Regions from separate parts of the Mus musculus genome. Here region 1 is linked to region 2. Evidence: chromatin loops called from intact Hi-C (ENCODE). Cell type or tissue: gastrocnemius. All regions are shown on one strand. Links, peaks and the distances in the headings refer to the core of each region. The heading gives the core; the rest is flanking DNA.

What was found. Peaks named below come from ENCODE experiments on the same cell type or tissue, not always from the same donor. Only the 100,000 strongest peaks of a DNase experiment are listed, where the experiment ranks them.
Region 1: it touches region 2 in a loop (8-fold over the local background); 29 of 42 quality-filtered maps call a loop at or near these places.

The regions. Positions count from the first base shown.
Region 1 is chr11:67,016,695-67,026,670 of GRCm38, forward strand. Tmem220 (transmembrane protein 220) reads left to right here and starts at 8,460. Exons shown (of 6, transcript NM_001291042.1): 1 at 8,460-8,577; 2 at 9,215-9,244. The coding sequence starts at 8,485. In gastrocnemius, for the core only: CTCF peaks have their summits at 4,486 (motif pointing left), 5,854 (motif pointing left) and 8,261 (motif pointing right); DNase peaks (open chromatin) are centred at 4,459, 5,859 and 8,401; H3K4me3 peaks cover 1,767 bases; H3K27ac peaks cover 1,409 bases.
Region 2 is chr11:66,900,388-66,910,363 of GRCm38, forward strand. It overlaps Gm12298 (predicted gene 12298), which reads right to left. Exons shown (of 4, transcript NR_033539.1): 4 at 5,245-5,517. It also overlaps the pseudogene Gm29712. Among named protein-coding and RNA genes, the nearest start is that of Pirt, 6.6 kb to the right of the region's middle. In gastrocnemius, for the core only: a CTCF peak has its summit at 5,622 (motif pointing right); DNase peaks (open chromatin) are centred at 5,639 and 6,458.

The DNA.
Region 1 (9,976 bases), core at 1,100-9,099, 120 kb after region 2:
TGACGAGTACAGGCACACGGATAACAACCTCTCCCTCAAGATACAGAGCACTGTGGTCACTGGCCACACACTCTCTCCTGACCTCTCCTAGTCCATCCCCACCCATCCCAGGGGAATGGCCGACGGGATGTGCTTCACCAGAAATGGCCTTACCTGGTGACGACTTTCTCATAAATAACCTTCCTTCTCTCCTCTCTCTGAGCATGGCTGCCTATCCAGGATGCTGAGGCGTTCCTTCCCTTATGTTTCTATCAGTGATCCACTGTGTGACTGAGTCACAGAAAGACCGTTCTCCTCTTGACTGCAACAATTATTTAATAAAGAAAAGTATTATTCATTAGCAAGTTTCCTCTTAGGGGTGATGTGGGGGGTCTAAGAGACAGCTCAGATGGAACAAGCACTTGCCGCACAAAGCAGACACCCAAGGGTGCTCCTCAGAGCTCCCTATGGAAGGAGAGAACCAACCCCTGAGAAGTGTCCTATGACCTCTGACAGGCGTGCTGTGGCATTCCCAAACACGCACATGATCAGGACTGATACCTGGATTGAAAAAATAATCCTGTTAAGAATTCTTTCATCATCTAAAGCTAGCAGGAGGCCAGCAAGATGGATCAGCAGATGAAAACACTTGCCTCCAAGTCTGAGGACCCAAGTTCAATCCTAGGACCCACACGGTAGACACAGAGAACTGACACTCACAAGTTTATCCTCTGACCTCCATGTGTGCATGCACACACCCCCACATACATGCACATACAAATGCAAATAAAAATATTAATGACTAAAGCTAGCACATCCACCAACTGGGAATGAAACATCTAAAGGCTGCTTGCTGTTCAGTAGCTGCAAGTGGGGCATGAGGCAGGCCTGGGTCACTGCTGTCTGTAATAGGATGTCTGTTGGTTTGTTCCAGAATTTTGCTCTGGTCCTGGTGACATATATCTAACCTTCTGTTCTTTGTCATAAAACAAAAAGGTATTTTTTTTCTAGGTAACTGTTTTGGTGAGTGTCAAGAATCCTTTGAACTCATATACACTGTAAAAAGATCTAACGGATGGTAGGTGTTCATCTGGACGGTTCCTTAAGTCTGTGGCTCTTTCCTGTCATAGTGGCTTAGCCCCAGCTGTGTGCTAACTGTGCTGGGCCTGGGGAAGCAACTGGAAGAAAGAAAGAAAACAGATGCAGATATTCTCCTCATGGGGCTTGTAGTCTGGTGAGTCACACAGACACCAAGCAACTCATTGTTTAATTGCCAGTGTGACCATACTACCAGAGCTAAAGGCAGCTGCGGAGGGTGTGGCAGGGTTGCCCCAGGAGACCGAGTGCAAACAGGAGGGAGAGTAAAATAGGCGAAGGAGAAGGAGCGGGTGGAACCCAGATCTGCAGGAGCGAGATTTGCATAATAGAAGGCTGTGTAACCAAAGGGTTACAGGGGACATAACTGATATGAAGATGTGGGGAAGGAAGCCCTACGGGGAGGAAGTTCAGACTGCTGGACCCAGCTTTGTCGGATTTTACTGACTGTTCAAACTATTGGTCTTTGACCCTGGAGTTCCTATTTGAAGATTAGGTGAGGTTGTCTGGTCTGTACAATCTTTAAGTTTCTGGTGCTCCGGAGAGCAGTGCCCTGCATCAATCTGAAGAAGGGGGCGGGGAGGTGGGAGGGCGAGGCAGGAGTGGAGGAGGGGCATAGCACAGGATGGAGACAGGGAAGGAGGGAGGGATGGTTTTAGGTAGAAGTTTGAGAGTTGTGTCTTGCAGAGGTCACCAGTTGCAAAGTGAGTGGGAGCAAGCTCAGAACCTAGATCTTGGCTTGGCTACCCTCACAGGTACAGCACTGCGAGGGGTGGGCAGTTTAAACAACAGGTTAGTGCCGTGCTGTGAGTTCACAATGCCATCAGGGTTGCTTCTTTCCTGGCCTCCTGCTCACAGCTCCTCCCGTGGCTTCCCCTGGGCTCTCCCAGAAGGGGAGAAGGATGTTTAGAGATGTATATTGAATCCTCTTCCTATAAGAACACCAGTCCTTGAAGGAGATGAAGGGGTTTGCAACCCCATAGGAAGAACAACAATATCCACTAACCAGACCGCCCCCCCCCCCCTCAGAGCTCCCAGGGACTAAATCACCAACCAAAGAATTCACATGAAGGGGACCCATGGCTCCAGCTGCAGAGGATGGCATTGTCTGGCATCAGTGGATGGAGAGGCCCTTGGTACTGTGAATGGTTTGATGCCCCAGTGTAAGGGAATGCCAGAGTGGTAAGGTGGGAATAGGTGGATGGGTGGGCAAGCACCCTCACAGAAGCAGGGGGAGGGGAAGGGGAGGGGGTTTCCTGAGGGGAACTGGGAAAGGGGATAGCATTTGAAATATAAATACATAAAATATCCAATAATAAAAAAATAAAGAATGCCAGTCCTATCAGGTGAGGATCCCACCCTAGTGACGTCACTTAACTATCTCCATAAAAGCCCTTTCTCCATATAGTCAGCATAAGGACAAGGAGGGTAGCTCAGCTCAGTCCACAATAAGACAGATGCTGGGGAAACCAGCCAGGAGGCCTGGGAGAGCGCAGGGGCAGCCTCCTTTTCAAGGAGTAGCAGTAAGAAGGGACGATGCTGTGCAGAAAGGTCTGTGAGAGTCACAGGTTGCTTCCCAGGGAAGGGACAGGAGGGAAGACATTGATAAGTTTCTACAGTTAACCTGCTGAACGATAGCACCCCAAAGACACGTCTACACCCCAACCCTAGAAGTCTGTGCACATGACCTTACATAGAAAAAAAATTTCATTGAAAAATGCAATCAGGGGCTGGCAAGATGGCTCAGTGGTTAAGAGCACTGACTGCTCTTCTGAAGGTCCTGAGTTCAAATCCCAGCAACCACATGGTGGCTCACAACCATCCGTAACGAAATCTGATGCCCTCTTCTGGAGTATCTGAGGACAGCTACAGTGCACTTACATATAATAAATAAATAAATCTTTTAAAAGAAAGAAAGAAAGAAAGAAAGAAAGAAAGAAAGAAAGAAAGAAAGAAAGAAAGAAAGAGAGAAAGAAAGAAAGAAAGAAAGATGCAATCAACTCGAGAATCAGAAACTTTGGATCAATCTAAACCTGTGAGACAGAAAGGAGAAGACAGCAAGATGCCCCAGTGAGTAAAGGTGTGGGCTGTCAAGCCTGACGGGATCCAAGTTTAATCCCTAAGGCTTGCAGGGTGGAAGGATAGAGCTGACTCTGGCAAGCTGCCCTCTGACTTCCACGTGTACATGTTAGCTCTCGAGCGTGCACACACACACACACACACACACACACACACACACACACACCACACAACTTTAAAAAATTAAGACAGAGAAGATATTGAATGAAAATGGACCCAGCGATGAAGCCAAAATAGCCACTCTGTGGGTGAAAGTGAAACGGTTTTTACCAAACTGCCAAGGCTGTCTCCTGGGAAAACAAGGAGAAGAGACTGGAAAAGATTTCCAGGGTTAAACCAAAAAGGGAGAAAGGGGTCTTGTGAGCAGGGACTGGGGAAACCTGGAGGCCTAGTTAATAGTCACCACAGTCATGTTAGTGGAAGAGCCACAAGTTCCTCTAGCCAGAGATAAGGAGAATGACTCCTTGGTTAGCAAGCAGAAAACTTCTTTAAGCCCCTGAGGAAATGGGGACTTTTTTCTAAATGCTTGACTTTAGGAAAAGGACTTTCCTGGGGGGCTGGGGGAAACCAGACAGGTACCTACACAGATAAGTCAAGACAGTCCACAGGAGAGATTTGTCCAGAAGGAGCCCCCCAAAAGCTAGAAAAAACAAGGCAGGTGGTTCCCCTAAGCCTTTTCAGGGGAGTGTGGTCCTGCTGACAGGACTTCCAGACTCTAGAACTATGAGATAATCGATTCTCTGTTTTGGTAAAGAGACTATCATTCCTCTGCTTTCAGGATAATTTGCTAAGTCACCCTTACACAACCAACAAAAAGAGTTAACTGTACGTGATTGTGTCGTCCAGGGAAGAGAGAGAGTCCCACCCGAGAAACTAATGTCTCCTAGTTTAGATTTACAAATGCAGACTTTGAGACGCTGTTAAGACGTCAAAAGCTACCTTGGGATTGCATAAAGACTCTACAACCTACGCTATTACCATTATCGTTTGCTGGGGGTGGGGAGGGGGGTCGTGCCTCATTTACTCCATTTGCTCATTTGCTCCTCATTTGCCTCCTGGGTAGCAAATGGGTTTAAGCTCTGCCAGTGGCACAGCAAAGCTCCGCTCCTTCTTAGCGATGCTTCAGCTCAAAGTTCCTGGTACAAAGTTCTATTTGTATTTCTTCACCTCGGGCTGATTCCAAGTTCATATCCACCCCGAAAGTCTACATCAGACCTACCCAGGGAGATCCTAGGGGAGGCACAATCCTCCCCGCCCCACCCCTCCGCCCTGCCTCTCCCCTACCCCACACAGGAATCGGTTCGAAGAGAAAGTCCGCCACCTTGTGGACACTCACAGTTCCAACAGCCTAACCCTTAAATACCGAAGTCAAGATTAGGAGAGAAGTGGTTTTTAAATCTTCTGTCCTCCCACGTCCTTTATCTTATTAGTGCAAAGGGACAAGGCTATGGGTGGGAAGATCCTTCCGTCTTCAAGATAGCTAAGAGGCAAGCAAAGTGATATCAAGCACGTCCCGAGGGATCTGCTCTATGGCCTTTGGAGAAATGAGACCACGTCTACAGATGAACCCTTAAGCCTCCCCGGGTCATGGAAGAAAAGCAGTATTTCCTGAAAAGTTTTTCTATGTGTCTCAAAACCCTCTAGGAGGCTTCTCCGTGCCCTCGGAAAAGCCCAACTTCAGCCACACTTACTCCTGTTTTCCTACCTTCCAACAACTGTTCTCACTATATTCGTCACCACTACAGGTGGCCTGGTGGCCTTGGGGACCAGGTCCTCCTCACGCATGCTCTTTTCTGCCTTGAGCATGGCTCCATGTAGACTTCCCCACTTGCACTCATTCACATTTTAGTCAGGAAAATTCTAAGGACCCTTGGGAAAGGTCAGAGTCCTGACTGTGCACATTTCCACAGAGGCCGTCTCTGGGCCGTCCCCGCTATCCTGCCCACTGAGATCACCCGCTTATTTCTCTAATTGTGTTTAGTTCTCAGACTCCGACAATCAGCTCAGTGCCAGACACGTGGGAAGTCCTGTATATTTAGTAAATGGATGAAGAAAATGGTCCAATGTGCTTCATACCCATAACCAGCGTAAGATGGTTAGACATACGCTGTCCATCCAGGGACCAGGGAGGATGGGGCAGTAAAATCTCTTCTCTTTCCAGTGACATGTGGGGACATCTGAGGAGCATTCTTTAGGTCAGATGCCTTTCATTGGCCATCAATTTTAATTTGCCTTCAAGTGTTCACAATGGGAGCTAAATTTTGCAAACACTCCAAATCAGAGTCCAGGCAGGCTTTGCAGGGGCACGCCCGGCTTGCTAGACTATCTTGCCCTTCACTGGTTTTAGATACTTCAGGAGAAGCCCGTGTGATTCAGTGTAGACTCCCCCAACCATCCTCTCTATATTCTGTTCTTCTAGCAATGGCAGTTTCTTCTGGTCCTCTCTCCTCTGCTTGTAGATGGAGCCTTCTCCTGTGGCCTCACAGAGTCCTTTCTCTCCCTCTGTGTCCTGGGTACCTCTTCCCACAGGGACACCAGTCTATTGGAATAGAGTTCATCCTTGTGGCCTCGTTTAAAAAAAAAAATGTTCTTTTTAGCTGGAGAGACGGCTCAGAGGTTAAGAGCACTGACTGCTCTTCTAGAAGTCCTGAGTTCAAATCCAGCAACCACATGGTGGCGCACAACCAACTATAATGATATCTGGCGCCCTCTTCTGGCATGCAGGCAGAATGCTGTCTGCATAAATAAAAAATGTTCTTTCACTATTAATATTGTTAATTATTATTATTATTATTATCATCATCAGTGTGAGTGTGTGTGTGTGTGTACACGTGTGTGTGTGTGTTTGAGGGCACATCAAGGATGTGTGGGGGTGGGTGGGAGTGGCCAGATTCCTCCTGTCTTTTCACACGGATCAAACTGAGGTAGGTAGCTTTGTGTTGCAATTGCTTTACATCTTACCAGCCCATGACCTCATTTTAACTTAACCACCTCTTTAAAGGCTCCAAAAAAATGGGGCTACAGGGGTGGGGGCAGGGAGTGGGTGGGTAGGTAATCCCGCCCACAGCGCTCTCCACTTTAGCTTCTTTCTTTCCACGCAGAGGCGAAGCACTGAAGGTGACCTTGCCTTATCCGCATTCGAGGCTGATTAGTGAGGGAGACCGGAAGAGGAGCCACACCCAATATTAGTAAAAGTAGTTGGTGCCTGCTTCTCCAAGACCCCCAAGCTCCCTTTCTCTCTCTCTCTCTCTCTCCTTTTTAAGAGTTTTTATTTCTATGAGTACACTGTCGCTGTCTTCAGACACACCAGGAGAGGGCATCAGATCCCATTACAGATGGTTGTGAGCCACCATGTGGTTGCTAGGAATTGAACTCAGGACCTCTGGAAGAGCAATCAGTGCCCTTAACTGCTGAGCCATCTCTCCAGCTCCCCACCCCCACCCCCACCCCGGTGTTCCCTTTTCTGAGGAAGGAATTCCATTCTTGTGCTATGCCAGGCACCCAGCAGATGATATTCCCCAAACAAGGAGTTCCTTCAGTTTAAACCAGAGATTCTCAACCTTCTGAATGCTGTGACCCTTTAATACAGTTTCTCATGTTATGGTTGTTGGTATTCTGTCTGGACTCCACCCCCACAGTTACCTGGCAACAGCCAGGTAGGCCTGGCCCACTATAAAAGGGGCTGCTTGGCCCCTCTTCTCTCTCTTACTCTCTTACTCTCTTGCCTCTTGCTTCTTGCCCCTTGCTCCCTCTTTCTCCCCATTCACTTCCTTTCTCTCCACGTGGTCATGGCCGACCTCTACTTCTCTACCCTCTCTCTCTTTGCCTTTCCCTGCCTCTACTGCCCTCTTTACTCCCCTCCTTGCGCCCTAAATAAACTATTCCATACTATACTGTTGTGTGGCTGGTCCCTCAGAGGGAAGGGATACCTTGGCATGGACCCACGGAGACATCTCCTTCCCCACACCCTGCCAGAACATATTCTTATAGCTCTTTCTTTTTTTATGATCACAACAAAGGTGGCCCTCAACCATAAAATTATTTTTGTTGCTATTCATAATTGTAATCTTGCTACTGTTATAAATCATAATGCAAATCTGCTTTCTGGTGGTCTTAGGGGAACTCTATGAAAGGGTCCTTTGGCCCCCTCGAAGGGGTCGCGACCCACAAGTTGAGAAGTGCTGCTCTAAAGGCTGCCCTTGAATGGAAAACACTTCTGAGAAGTTGATCTTTTTCTTCTTTTAGTTAAAAGGAAAGCAGAACAGTCAGGCACCCAAAATGCAGGATTTGAGGTGACAAAGACTATTTAGAATAACAATGATTCGGTCTATGCATGTGTAAATGAGCCCAAAGAAGAGCTACTCCGTAGCTTACACAACAGGAAACTGGCTGAAATAAGTGAGCAGAGAGCTGCCAATACTTCCAAGTCTTCCCTTTCTAAGAAATGCATAGCAAATGAGTGTTGGAAACGTTGGTTTTGCAGATGGGTTAGAAATATAAATATGTATAATACATAAATAAATATCTTATATGATGAGAGCACGTGAAGGTAAAGGGAGCTGCCTCTGGAACTCACTTCAGAAATGTCGCAATGTTTTCCTCCCTCTGGAAGCACGGGAGCTTTAAAAAGAAGCACTTAAATACTAATTCCAGCACTATTTAGGACTATGAATGTGTAAATGAGACCAGACTGTGAGTTTGAAGTTAGTGTGTTTTATATAGTGAGTTCCAGGACAGCCACTGGACCCTTTCACAGAAAACGGAAAAACAAAAACAAAAACAAAACCTAACCAGAACACGCGCGCTAGCGCGTCCTTTTTCTTTTCCTTTCTCTTCTTCATTTGCGTTTCTGGTTTGTTCTGTTGTGTTTGTTTTGTTTCTTTCATTTGCTTTGTTTGTTTGTTTGTTTGTTTGTTTTGTTTTGTTTTTTCGAGACAGGGTTTCTCTGTGTAGCCCTGGCTGTCCTGGAACTCACTTTGTAGACCAGGCCTGCCTCTACCTCCCGAGTGCTGGGATTAAAGGCGTGCGCCACCACGCCCGGCTTCATTTGCTTTTTTAATGAGAGAAAGAATAAGGGAAAAGAAAGGCACATGCCAATGATACACTTTATCCACTAGAGAGCGCCGCAAGACCGTTCTAGACCTGAGGAGGGCGGGGAGGGAAGAAGGGCTCGCCTCGCCCTTGTATCCCCGCTCCCGCTGTCTGAGCCCTGCCCCTTGTCCCTCCCCCACCTACTACGCCCCGCCCCTCCTGGGTACCGCCCCGCTAGCCCAGCCTCGCCCTCTGGCCACGCCCCTCTGGGGCCTGTCCTGCTCCTCCGGCTTCCAGGTCATGGCGCCAGCAGTGGCTACTTGGGCTCCCGGCTTGTGGCGGGCCTGCAACGCACTCATGGCAGCTTTCTTCGCCCTGGCCGCTGTGGTGCAGGTCAGGCGGGCTGAGGAGGGCTGGCAGAGGGACCGCGAAGCCTGGGCGACCAGTTCTCAGGGTGGAGCCGAATTGGGACCCACAGAGTCCTTTCAAGCAGAAAGAACATGGATGAATATGTGTAGTTAGGCAACGCACTCAGAGCTTGACCTAGCGGCCCCGCGTGCAAGTTTGTGCAGCCGGTCACTTAGAAAGGGGCCCAGAACCGCAGCTCTGACACCTTTTCGAATCTTCAGCCTCAGTGAGATGGGTTTTAGCGCCTGGGAGGAAAGTGGAAATAGAATAGACAGCATCCTTACCCTTCCTAGACCTCTTCCTGATCATCCTCAGGGTGACTGCCCTCGTATCTTGGGACCTAGGATTTTCATATACACTATAATAGTTCTTAGGAAATCCCAAGCAGTTATTTTCAAAAGATGCATGGCTGGGTGGTTAGATCTACCTGTTGTGTTCAACCGAGAGGAGAGTCCCTGCTGCCATCGGGATGTGCAGACTGCTAAACTAGCTCATGGTGTTATGTACCCTGAGCCCATTGTAGCGCCTAGTTCTTCGCAATGAATAGTAAACACAAGGCCAGACCAGACAGAGGATACATGGATCTAATGTGAGCTAACACCTTGACGTTTTGACATTCTAGGTAAACGATCCAGATGCAGAGTTGTGGGTGGTGAGTATGAGCTACTTGCAAAACGTTCCTCCATTTGACACGACTACACTCTGATCCTGGGACTCTTGTCTAAAACCCAGAAATTAATACCTCTGTGAGCTCATGTCCCTAATTTTTCGCATCGGAGGGGGAAATCACTCTGATCATATAACTGATGGAGATGTGAATTCTGAACTTTCTGTAGACACGAAAGTCTTTCTGCAGAGAGAGCTTATACCAGCGACTCCCACTTCCCATGACTACACCGGGCATGACAGTAAGAGCTCCTGTCTTTGCTAAGGACTTACAACATGCTAGTCATTTGACATACATTATGCTAACCTTTATGACAGCCGTAACAAGGATGTGTGCCGGTTATATCCATCTGTGACTTTTGTTCTCAGACAACAATAGACCGTCTTGGAGGCAGACTGCACAGTATCACTGAGAAACTCATTCTTGGGTTTGGGGACAGTGTTCACTGTATAGAGAGCAGTGAGTGAGAACACCAGGAATGCAGAGCTGAGTTCTAGCCTGGTTTGAATGTTGGTGCAGTAGAACCATGGCCTGAAACTGCTTGTTATCCAGAGTCCCCTCTCCCCAAATTAGATGACCTCCTCAGCATTTTGCTCCATAGCCTGAGTTCACAATCATATCTCATATATCCCCTCAGGAAGCTCCATGTTGATTCTCTAAAAGATGGCTCCAAATAGCCACCAGCACCACCATGCTGCTCTGTGAAACCTGTCTGGG
Region 2 (9,976 bases), core at 1,198-9,197:
GTAGATACACCATGCCTTCCCTGCCCTAGCTCACCCCACCTCAACCCCCAGACTCTAGCACCTCTGCTTTAATAGCACGCCAGACGATTCCGATGCAGACTGATGTTTGAGAGCCATAGCCTTAGGGTGTATCTTGTTACACACACATACACATACTCACGACACAAATACATACATACATACATACATACATACACATAAATACATATAGACATACAAACACACATACATACATACACACACACTACACAAATACATACACATAAATACATATAGACACATAAACACACACACTCACGTATATACACAGTGTCTGAACAGTAGAGTTCAGACAGCCTTTCAGTTGGCAAACATTGGACGTGCTGAGAGAGTGCTGCACCCCGAGGAGTCATGGAGGCTCCTCAGCTTCCCTCACTGCCTGCCTATACATCGCTTTCTGAGTTGGGTCCTTTCTAATAAATATGTGAGGGCAAATACAGTGCTTCCCTGAGTTGTTTGACCCATTTGAGCAAGTTAGCCAAGAATGACAGAAACTCCCAACTAAGAAGTGGCCAGTCAATGGGAGATTTTAATTGAAAGAAATAAAAATAAAAATTAGTCATAAATACTAGTGACCCAGACCTGTGGCTAGCATATAAAGTGGGGGTTGTCTTGTGGAACCAACTCTAAGGTGTTAAAGTGGTTTATACCAGAAATGAAAGGAATCTGGACCCTCCATGGTGCCAGGAGAACTGGAGATCCGGCTGTTGCTGCCAGGAAACACGTCATGTGCTCAGGAATGCATAGTCTACATCACTCCAGGTGTGATTAATTGGTGCGTATGATGGACCCACACCGTTTGTATGGACTTGTAGTCTGAAGTCTCTGGGGAGACCTCTGGGAGCTGCTGATGTTGTTGAGATCCATGTGAAGTGTCTGCCCAAACAGAGTCCCCTGAGAAGCCAACGAAGTACTAAGGTCCATGTGCAGTCGACGCCATTGTTCTGACGTGGCATCATTCCTGGTTCTTCAAAATGTTTTCAGGTGGGATTTGTGAAAACCAAAGGGAGGGTTACTTCAGCTCTAACCTGCTGAGGAAGAAAGGATCGGAAAGAGCAACTGCTGGACACTGACTCCTGTGTCTCCAGTCCATTATTAGCTCAGTCTCTGAAGACAGAGGATTATCAACAAGGCAGGCAGAAATGAAAGATTCGGAAATCAGAGAAGGCCTTGACCCTCCATGGAGTTCTAGAATAGCTATGCCTGGATGTCTTGGTTACCTTTCCTGTTGGCTTGATAAAATAGGACAGCAAAAGCAACCTAAGGAAGGTAAGGTAGAGTTTATTTTGACCCCAGTCCCAGATGAGAGAGCAAATACGCAGGAAACTGAAGCAGCTGGTCACACAGCATCCGGAAACCATGAATACCTGTGCCCAGCTCAATTCTCCTTTTTATCCAGTAAAGAATTCAGTTATAAGGAATGGTGCTACCCACAGTGGGCAGGACTTTCCAACCCAATTAACCTAATCAAGATAAGCCCTTGCAGGCATGCCTAGAGCACTCTCTCACAGGGATTCTAGACCTCATCAAGCTGACAATTGAGAGATTAACCATCACACTGCATTTCAAGAAGCAAGCACACTTACAGCCATTTGGGTACTTGCCAAGATATGATCTTCAAGTCTGGATCCTCCAACCTCACAGCTTAGTGAACATACCAAGATATGCCTAGACTAAACAATAATGATATAAGCCCTGAGGTATTTTAATGGACTCGATGACAATGTTAACTTGGAAAAGACTTGATGGATTTTTTCTTCCTGGGTTTTAGAAACACTGTTTTAAATCAATGGTACTTTTTAGGGTCTTGGTGAATTTTGCAGGCATAAAGAAAGGCTGCAGCCTGGCTCTCTCTACATTGCCATGGACTGTCTATATGGACTATACAGAAAGTACAGAGTGATTCCATTACTGACTTAGTAAACAGAGCCATCAGATCCAAGAGCCCTGTTTTCTGTAAATTTGGAGAGAAGGCAAGATATGATCCCTCTTAATTTCATGGTTAGACTTACAACAAGGGTCTGGGACATTACTGTCACTGGCTGACACTTGTCTAATCTATTTTGAAAACTCCACCAGGAAGGACAGTTTGATTCAAATAACTCCACAGAGAAATTATGTGAAAGGACATGTGAGCGTCAGTTAAAACTGGCTAATGGTCCTGTGCGGTGGGATGAGGACTGGGCTAAGCAGAAGTGCCCATCCTTTGGGCAGCAAGACTCTTCGAGAAGTTCTACCCACAGCCGTGATGAGATCCTCAGCACAGCAAATGACCTCATTAGTTAAGTAGGTTAGTACTCCCACCACACTATGCTGGATTGTTCTTCTGATTTTCAAGAGGGAGATTTTGAACCAGACTAAATGCCAAAAATCAATCTGTGTGCAGGAGCAGGGATACGTCCACAGGCTGGGTGTGGTTTTGCTCATCTGTAATCCCAGCACTTGGGAGGTGGATACGGGATAGGAGCAAGTAGAAGGTTAGCCTGGGCTACATAGACTGTCTCAAAAACAAATAACCAATAAAGATAAGCGCTTACTCCTTCTGCTGAGTTTTACTTCATCTGCTGAGTGTAGTTCCTAAGCGCCCCACCCGACTGGCCTTGTCTTCCAAGCTGACCAGAAGCTGAGGTAGGTAGTAAAAGACTCCCTGCATCGCTAGATTCTTTCTTTTTCCACTTGAAAACATGCTGTAGTTGTTTTGATCTCTGAACCCATTTTGCTGAACACCTTCCACTGTGTTCTAGGCACACGTGTAAAGCAGTAAGCATGACATCCTAAAATCATGGATGGATGTGGCTTGAGTTGCGTAGGTTGACTCTCATGCATGACGTCACATTCTTTGGGTTGTATAAAAATGGCACTCTTTTCTGTTGTGTGCTACTCAGCATTTATCCCTGTCCCTCTGAAGAGCAGTGACCCTTTCTCATCCAAATGGTTCCCCCAGAGCCTGTCCTGGCACACTGCAGCTGCATCCGTGAGATTCTATGCAATAGACATCCTGCTGAAAGCACTCTGTTGTGGCCAATTTATTTATGTATTTATTTATTTATTTATTTTTGTCATCTTGACACAAGCTAGAGTTATGTGAAAGGAGGAAATCTCAACTGAATGAAAATGTCTCTGTAAGATCCGGCTGTAGAGCACTTTCCTGATTAGTGGCTGATGGAGAAGGGTGGACGGAGCTTTCTGTGGGTGAGGCTCCTCGTGGGTTGGTGGTCCTGGATCCCATAAGCAGGCTGAGCAAGCCATGATGAGCAAGTTAGTAAGCAACTCTCCTCCACGGCCTCTGCGTCAGTTTCTGCCTGTGGGTTCCTTGCCCTGTTTGAGCTCCTGTCCTGGCTTCCTTCAGTGAAGGATTACAACGTTGAAGTGTAAGCCAAATAAACCCTTTCCCCCAGTTTGCTTTCGGTCATGGCGTTTCACAGCAGCATTAGAAACCATGACTAAGACAAACAATGGCTTAAATAAGATGACCACTTATCTTTTCCCATCATTTAGTCTAGAAGGCCCAACAGGGACAGCTGTAAAATACCACCAGTGTCCCCGACTCCATTCATTTTTTTTTGGTTGACTTTCATTAGTGGTTAATTCCATTCTTAAGAATCCTTCGCTGTGCTGGGCAGTGGTGACACACGCCTTTAATCCCAGCACTTGGGAGGCAGAGGCAGGCGGATTTCTGAGTCTGAGACCAGCCTGGTCTACAGAGTGAGTTCCAGGACAGCCAGGGCTATACAGAGGGGGAAAAAAAAAACTGTCTCAAAAAACAAAAAACAAAACAAAAAAAAAAAGAATCCTTCATTGTCCCCTGGTGTCCGCTGCAATGATAGTCATACTCACAGCCAAAGCGGTGAGAAGGAGGGGGGTGGGAAGAGTGGATACTATGATTTTATCCCTCCCCAGACTCATGCTGAAACTGAATTGACACCGCAATTGTCGGGGGGGGGGGGGCCGGGGGAAGGGGGGTGGCTTTAGGAGATGACGAGCTCACAAGAGCTCCTGCCTCTCAAGTGAGTTAGTGCATCATCCCAGGAAGAGGCTCCAAATACAAAGCTAGAGTTTGATTGGTTTTCTCTGTCTTTCTGTCAAACTCTCACTTGGCCTGGCCACATTAGGACCCAGTGCTGAAGCCCTCATCAATCTCAGCACCACACCTTAGACAAGACAGCCTCTAGAACTTCTTAGCCAATAAACCCCGTCTCGGTAAACTCTGTGACACTCAGTTATAATGGCAGAAAATTGTACTCACACAGCAAACGTTCTAAGGTTTCCAGGAGCATTGAAAGACCCTCCTACAGCTCTCCTTTCCTTAAAATCACGTTGATTTTTAAATTCATCCCTAAGTTCTTATACAAGCCTCCTTCTGAAAGGTGGATTCATTCTCTCTCTCTCTCTCTCTCTCTCTCTCTCTCTCTCTCTCTCTCTCTAACATGTTACTAATGACTAAGATGAACAGAAAAAGTAGTGCATGGCTCCTCTCTAGATCTGCTTCTACTGGGGAAGCAAGTTGACTGTGGATGAACACTAGCCTGCCAACTGCTGCCAAGAACTCTCCAGCTCACTGGAATGTATCTGGGAGCCTCAGTTAAGCTTTTAAAGGGCACAGAGCCTTGGCTGTCATTTTGGCCATAACTTCCTGAGCTGACAATCACCAACTAAGTTACTCCACCTTTTAGCTCACAAAATCTATGTGGGACGATACATGTTTACTGTGCCAGTACACTACGTTTGAAGATATTTTGTTACACAGCAATAAAAAGGGAACACAAAAGAGGTACTGGCTTTGGTTAACACTGGTAGAAAATATAGTTTGCATCAAGACCTAGCTGCTGCTTCTCTGAATGCATAGCCAGACAACATTTCCCATCCCCCTTGCAGTTGGATGTGGCCACGTGACTAGAAGCTCTCCAATACAGGATGCAAAAGAGACAGACACTACTTCCAGCCTCGGCCAAAAGGATGCACACATGCCTCTCTAAACATTTTCCCCTCCCAACGGGACTTTTCTCTCTTTGCAGCCCAAAGCAAATAGCCGTGACAAGACCCTCAGAGAGGCCACACCCAAGCAGGAAGATCCTGAGTGTGTGCGTAGTGAAGTTAAATAGGGCAGCCTATTTAATAGCCTGTGACTGAACATTTGACAGTGGTTATTAGAGAAAAGTGAAATAAATGGGTTTAGTCATGAGATGTTGTGGGTTTTATTTTTTTACTTCAGTCTAGACTGTTTGTCCAAATAAAGAATTTTTTTTCCTAAACAAAATAGCAATGTTGGAAAGGGAGGGTTAGTGAGTGGACCCCAGTCTTTGACACAAAAGTATGCAGTGGACTGAGTGTTTGATGCATCTATTAGCAAGTATGAACGCGGAGGCTTGTGTCTGGGGTGGCTTATAAGACTCCCCGAAGGCAGAGCCTAATGGTCTCCAAGATCGTTGGCTATTCCACCATCAACTCAGACTTCGGTAAGGGCCGCACTACATTTTTCTAGAAGACAGAATAACACGAATACATGAGAAATCATACAGCAAGACTACAGAAAGTAATTTTACCCGGAATTTACCACTAGATGGCAGTCACACCCAAGGAGCGGGCTACTGCCGCCCTCTGGCGCCGCCAGGCCCGGCCTTTATCGACTGGGAGCACCAGGCAACCCAGCCCTTTCCCTAGCAGCTAAAAGGACAGATCCTAGCAGATAAGATCGGCCTGGGAGCCGCATCACTCCTCAAAAAAAAGATGGTCCCTGTCGCGCCCTTACACCTCTACCTCTGGTTTATTCTTCCTGTCCCCAGAGGACTTCTCCCCACAATAACATTTCCTTCACCGCCTTTGCGCTCTATTTTTCCCCAGGCGGGACCCAGCTGCTTGCTGTCTCACACCATCTGCTCCACTAACAGCTCTGAGGAGAAGGGGCCTTATCCCCTGGAGTGTTTCTCTAGGAACTTAAGACATTTTGAGAATTGTCAGGTGCCTGCGTGGAGTGCCAGGTAGGAGCAAAGGAAGAAGGATAGACAAGGGGGTGGGCGGAATGCTTAAAGAAAGTAGAAGCTGGGAGCACACGGAAGGACGGAAGGACGGAAGGACGGACATATTCTCCAAGAATGTATGAAGGTTCTAGGCTTTTTGTTTATTTTTGTTTTGGTTTGGTTTTGTTTTCCCGAGACAGGGTTTCTCTGTGTAGCCCTGGCTGTCCAGGAACTCACTCTGTAGACCAAGCTGGCCTCAAACTCAGAAATCCGCCTACCTCTGCCTTCCAAGTGCTGGGATTAAAGGTGTGCCCTACCATTGTCCGCCATCTCGGCATTTTTTATGGTGATGCGCTACCATTGTGGGTTTTACACTACAGTGTACAAATGATGTAGAAAAGTGAAAGACATCGGTGCTTTTTTTCTTGTGCTTTTTCTCCTTACTCCCACCCACACTTCCCCACCCTTGCTAGCCTCAACCCCAGGCTCTCACGCAGGCTTGGTCCCTAGACTGCATTGGCAGTGAACAGCAAGGCCTGTGCTTGGTTAGGGCAGGGCCTGCTCTGAAGAAGAGCTCAGATCTGAATGTCTAGCAAGTTCCTGTGTCTTAAGTCTGTCTTCTTGAGAGGCAGGGAGGGGGAGGGAGAGATGATCCCTGAATTCAAGTCTTGGTCTTAGTGACTGGTCACAGAGAAGCTGCAGCCTGACTATATCACAGGTTACTGTGAGGACCAGGGGACACAGAGACACTGCCAGGTACCTCACCAGCAATTGGAATTGTGTGCCTCTTCCAGACCAAGGCAGTATAGGAGAATCTGAGGTCTTTGTGGAGTTTCAGACACAGCCTTGCAGAGTGGAGAAAACTGGTAAGTGACTCAAGAGGCCATATTCAAGATCAGAATGTGGGGGAAGATGATGAACACACACAGTAATATAAGTTAGGGCAATTTATCCATCCTGGTATATTTAGGTACTTCAAAACATTGTATTTTACAAGATAGGTACACACACTTTTACTTGTTAAATTCACCAAATAAATTATTTAAATTTTAAAAAAGAAAAAGCTATGATGTGAGAAGTCTCCTAAGTCAAAAGATCTGGTATTCTCCATAAATAAGATGCAGGGGCGGAGGAAGGAGACTCCCGCCAGTGAGAGGCTCCTCAGGACACCAGGCACCAAGAGCCATAGCTGCACTGCTGTTTGGATATTTTTCAGAAGAAATTGACTGTAAGAAGATGAGGGTCGTACAAACCTGAGCGCTGAGCTCATGGAATGGAATATTTCAGTCCTGTGTGTGATTCTGATGGACTTGTGTTTATAGGTTCTTACAGCAGAAAACGAAAGGAGGCGTGCTTTGACCCATGTAATGTAAACATCCCTAGGACTTGCAATGATGCTCTGAAGAGATGAGTGAAATGTGCCTCAGTTAAAAAGTGTAGTTATTACCCGTGGTCCTAAGGAACCCATCATGGAGACACCCCCAAAACAGCAGGCCTTGGGTACTGCGGGGGTGGGGGGGAAATGCTGTGGTATAAGGCCTTTACCAGTGACTTGTAGTGAGGCCTGCAAAAGGTTCTGGACCATCAAGACAAGATATATGAGCAGCTGTCTGTATTCCTTCAGAAACGTCATTGAGTGACTCCAGGAAACAAATCACTCAGTTATATATGCAGGTGGATTAGGGCTGTAACTTCGTTGACAGACACAGTGATCCCAGATACTTCATGCATCTATGTGGCCCTGGGATATATGTGTGTGTGTGTGTGTGTGTGTGTGTGTGTGTGTGTGTGTGTGTGTTTTCTGGAGTGACACTGGCTGAAGCTCTCAAGTTCATTGACAGCGAGAGTTCTCTCCTCACAGAGCTCAGCGACAACCTCACTAAGGACTCCGTGAATATCAAGGCTCAGATCTGCACGATGATTGAGTGACTTAGAGAACTACGCGGCCTGAAAATTTTCTCAGAGCCATCTCCCCACTGACAGCTTCTTCTCATCCTCCAATATTAAAGAGCCTAAAAACACTGGAAAATAAATAAATGAATAAATAAACAATCAATAGATAAATAAGTGTAAGGGGGATACAATTTTTTAAAAAGTGTGAGCACAAAGTACCCAAGGAGCTAAAGGGATCTGCAACCCTATAGGTGGAACAACATTATGAACTAACCAGTACCCCAGAGCTCTTGACTCTAGCTGCATATGTATCAAAAGATGGCCTAGTCGGCCATCAATGGAAAGAGAGGCCCATTGGACTTGCAAACTTTATATGCCCCAGTACAGGGGAACACCAGGGCCAAAAAGTGGGAGTGGGTGGGGAGGGGAGTTGGGGGGGGAGGGTATGGGGGACTTTTGGGATAGCATTGGAAATGTAAATGAGGAAAATACCTAATAAAAAATATTTTTTAAAAAAAAGTGTGATCACTGATCGTTGTTCCAGAAATAACCGCAGCAGGGGCATACGGTGGTTAATTAGGCAACTTTTCCCATTTTTCTAATTTGAAAATATTTCATAATAATTTTCTATTGAGGAAAGGCCCTCCAAGGAGCTGGAGAGACTGTGAGAAAGAGTAGGGAAGATGCAGATATCAAGTGTAATAGGTCAAAAAAGTGACCAACTATGAAGGCCCAGAGGAGGTGAGGCCAATCTCAGTCAGCAAAATGAAGACAAACAGAAAGAACATTCCAGAAGGAGCAAGTCCAGTTACACCAGCTGAGAGACGCTAACTGTGTAGTTGTGAGTTCAGTTAGGCTGCTTTGGCTCCTGGCGGGTTGCTCGTGTGTACCTACCCAGGAGCAATCTGGATTCTCGAATAAAAGATACACACACACACACACACACACACATACACACACACACACACAGCAGTTAATTTGAAAATGCCTTGGCTAACTCAAAGGTTGGGCAGTTCTACTCCTTCCCATGGCTACCACACATTTCCCCCCTGTAATCCTGGCTTAATGCCCTCTAATTCTATATTCTATCTTTGTTGCCCTGGCTCCTTCTGGGTGGCCCCCTAGTCTTTGCTGCCCAAGACCCTTCCGGGCAGCCCTTCCGGAGTCCACATTCCTTCTCAGCTACATTTCAGATGACTTTCCTTCTGCAGCTCTAAATCTGACCTGTCTGCCTCTCTCCAAATCACAGCAATTCCCTGTCCCTTTCTCCCAGTTCCTCTCCCTCGCAAATCTAAAAGGCCCGCCTCAGTCTGTTTGTCCAGCCATTGGCCATTGGCTCTTTACTAATCAGTCAAAAACCAGCTGGGTACAAGGACCTTCAGCATTTGGATACTCAGAGTCCCAATTTTGGGGGCCGAGTTAATTCAAAGCATTGAAACCAATCCCCAACATAACTGATATTGCATTGTTTACTAGTTTTTACTAAAGAAACCAGTTCGTTCTACTTAGGGCATACATATTTCTAGCTCTGAAAATCTCACATCAGGAAACTCACCTATTTCCAGACGAACACGGAAGGTTAGTCACCTTAGCATCTCATGGTTGTGTGGAAAACTGCATTTACCAATAACAAGGCAGCAGAACTTTAAACTAGAGAAATGATGAGGTTTAATAATGAGTCTGAAACAGAGGCCATTGCCAGGACCTGTTTACTACCCCCATCAATGCTAAACCTGAACAGCAACCCCATCAACTCAACCCCCCCCCCAAAGCCTACAGCCTAGAGCCAACTGTCTTCCTCCCTCCTCTGCTCTGCTAGAGGGAGCCTGCAGATGCCATTCTGTCCCAGTCTGACCCCTAATTTCAAGTACTTTATGTATATTTTCTGCATGCATATATTATAAATACACATTCCACATGAATATTCTTCAGGTAATTGCAATACGCATCTTCTCATTTATTTCTTATTAAAACTTCATGATGGGAGCCAGCAAGTTGGCTTAGTAAGTAAAGGCACCTACCACCAAGCCAGCAACCGAGGTTGTTGACCTGAGTGGTGAGGGGAAAAAAAAAAGAAAACTACTCCC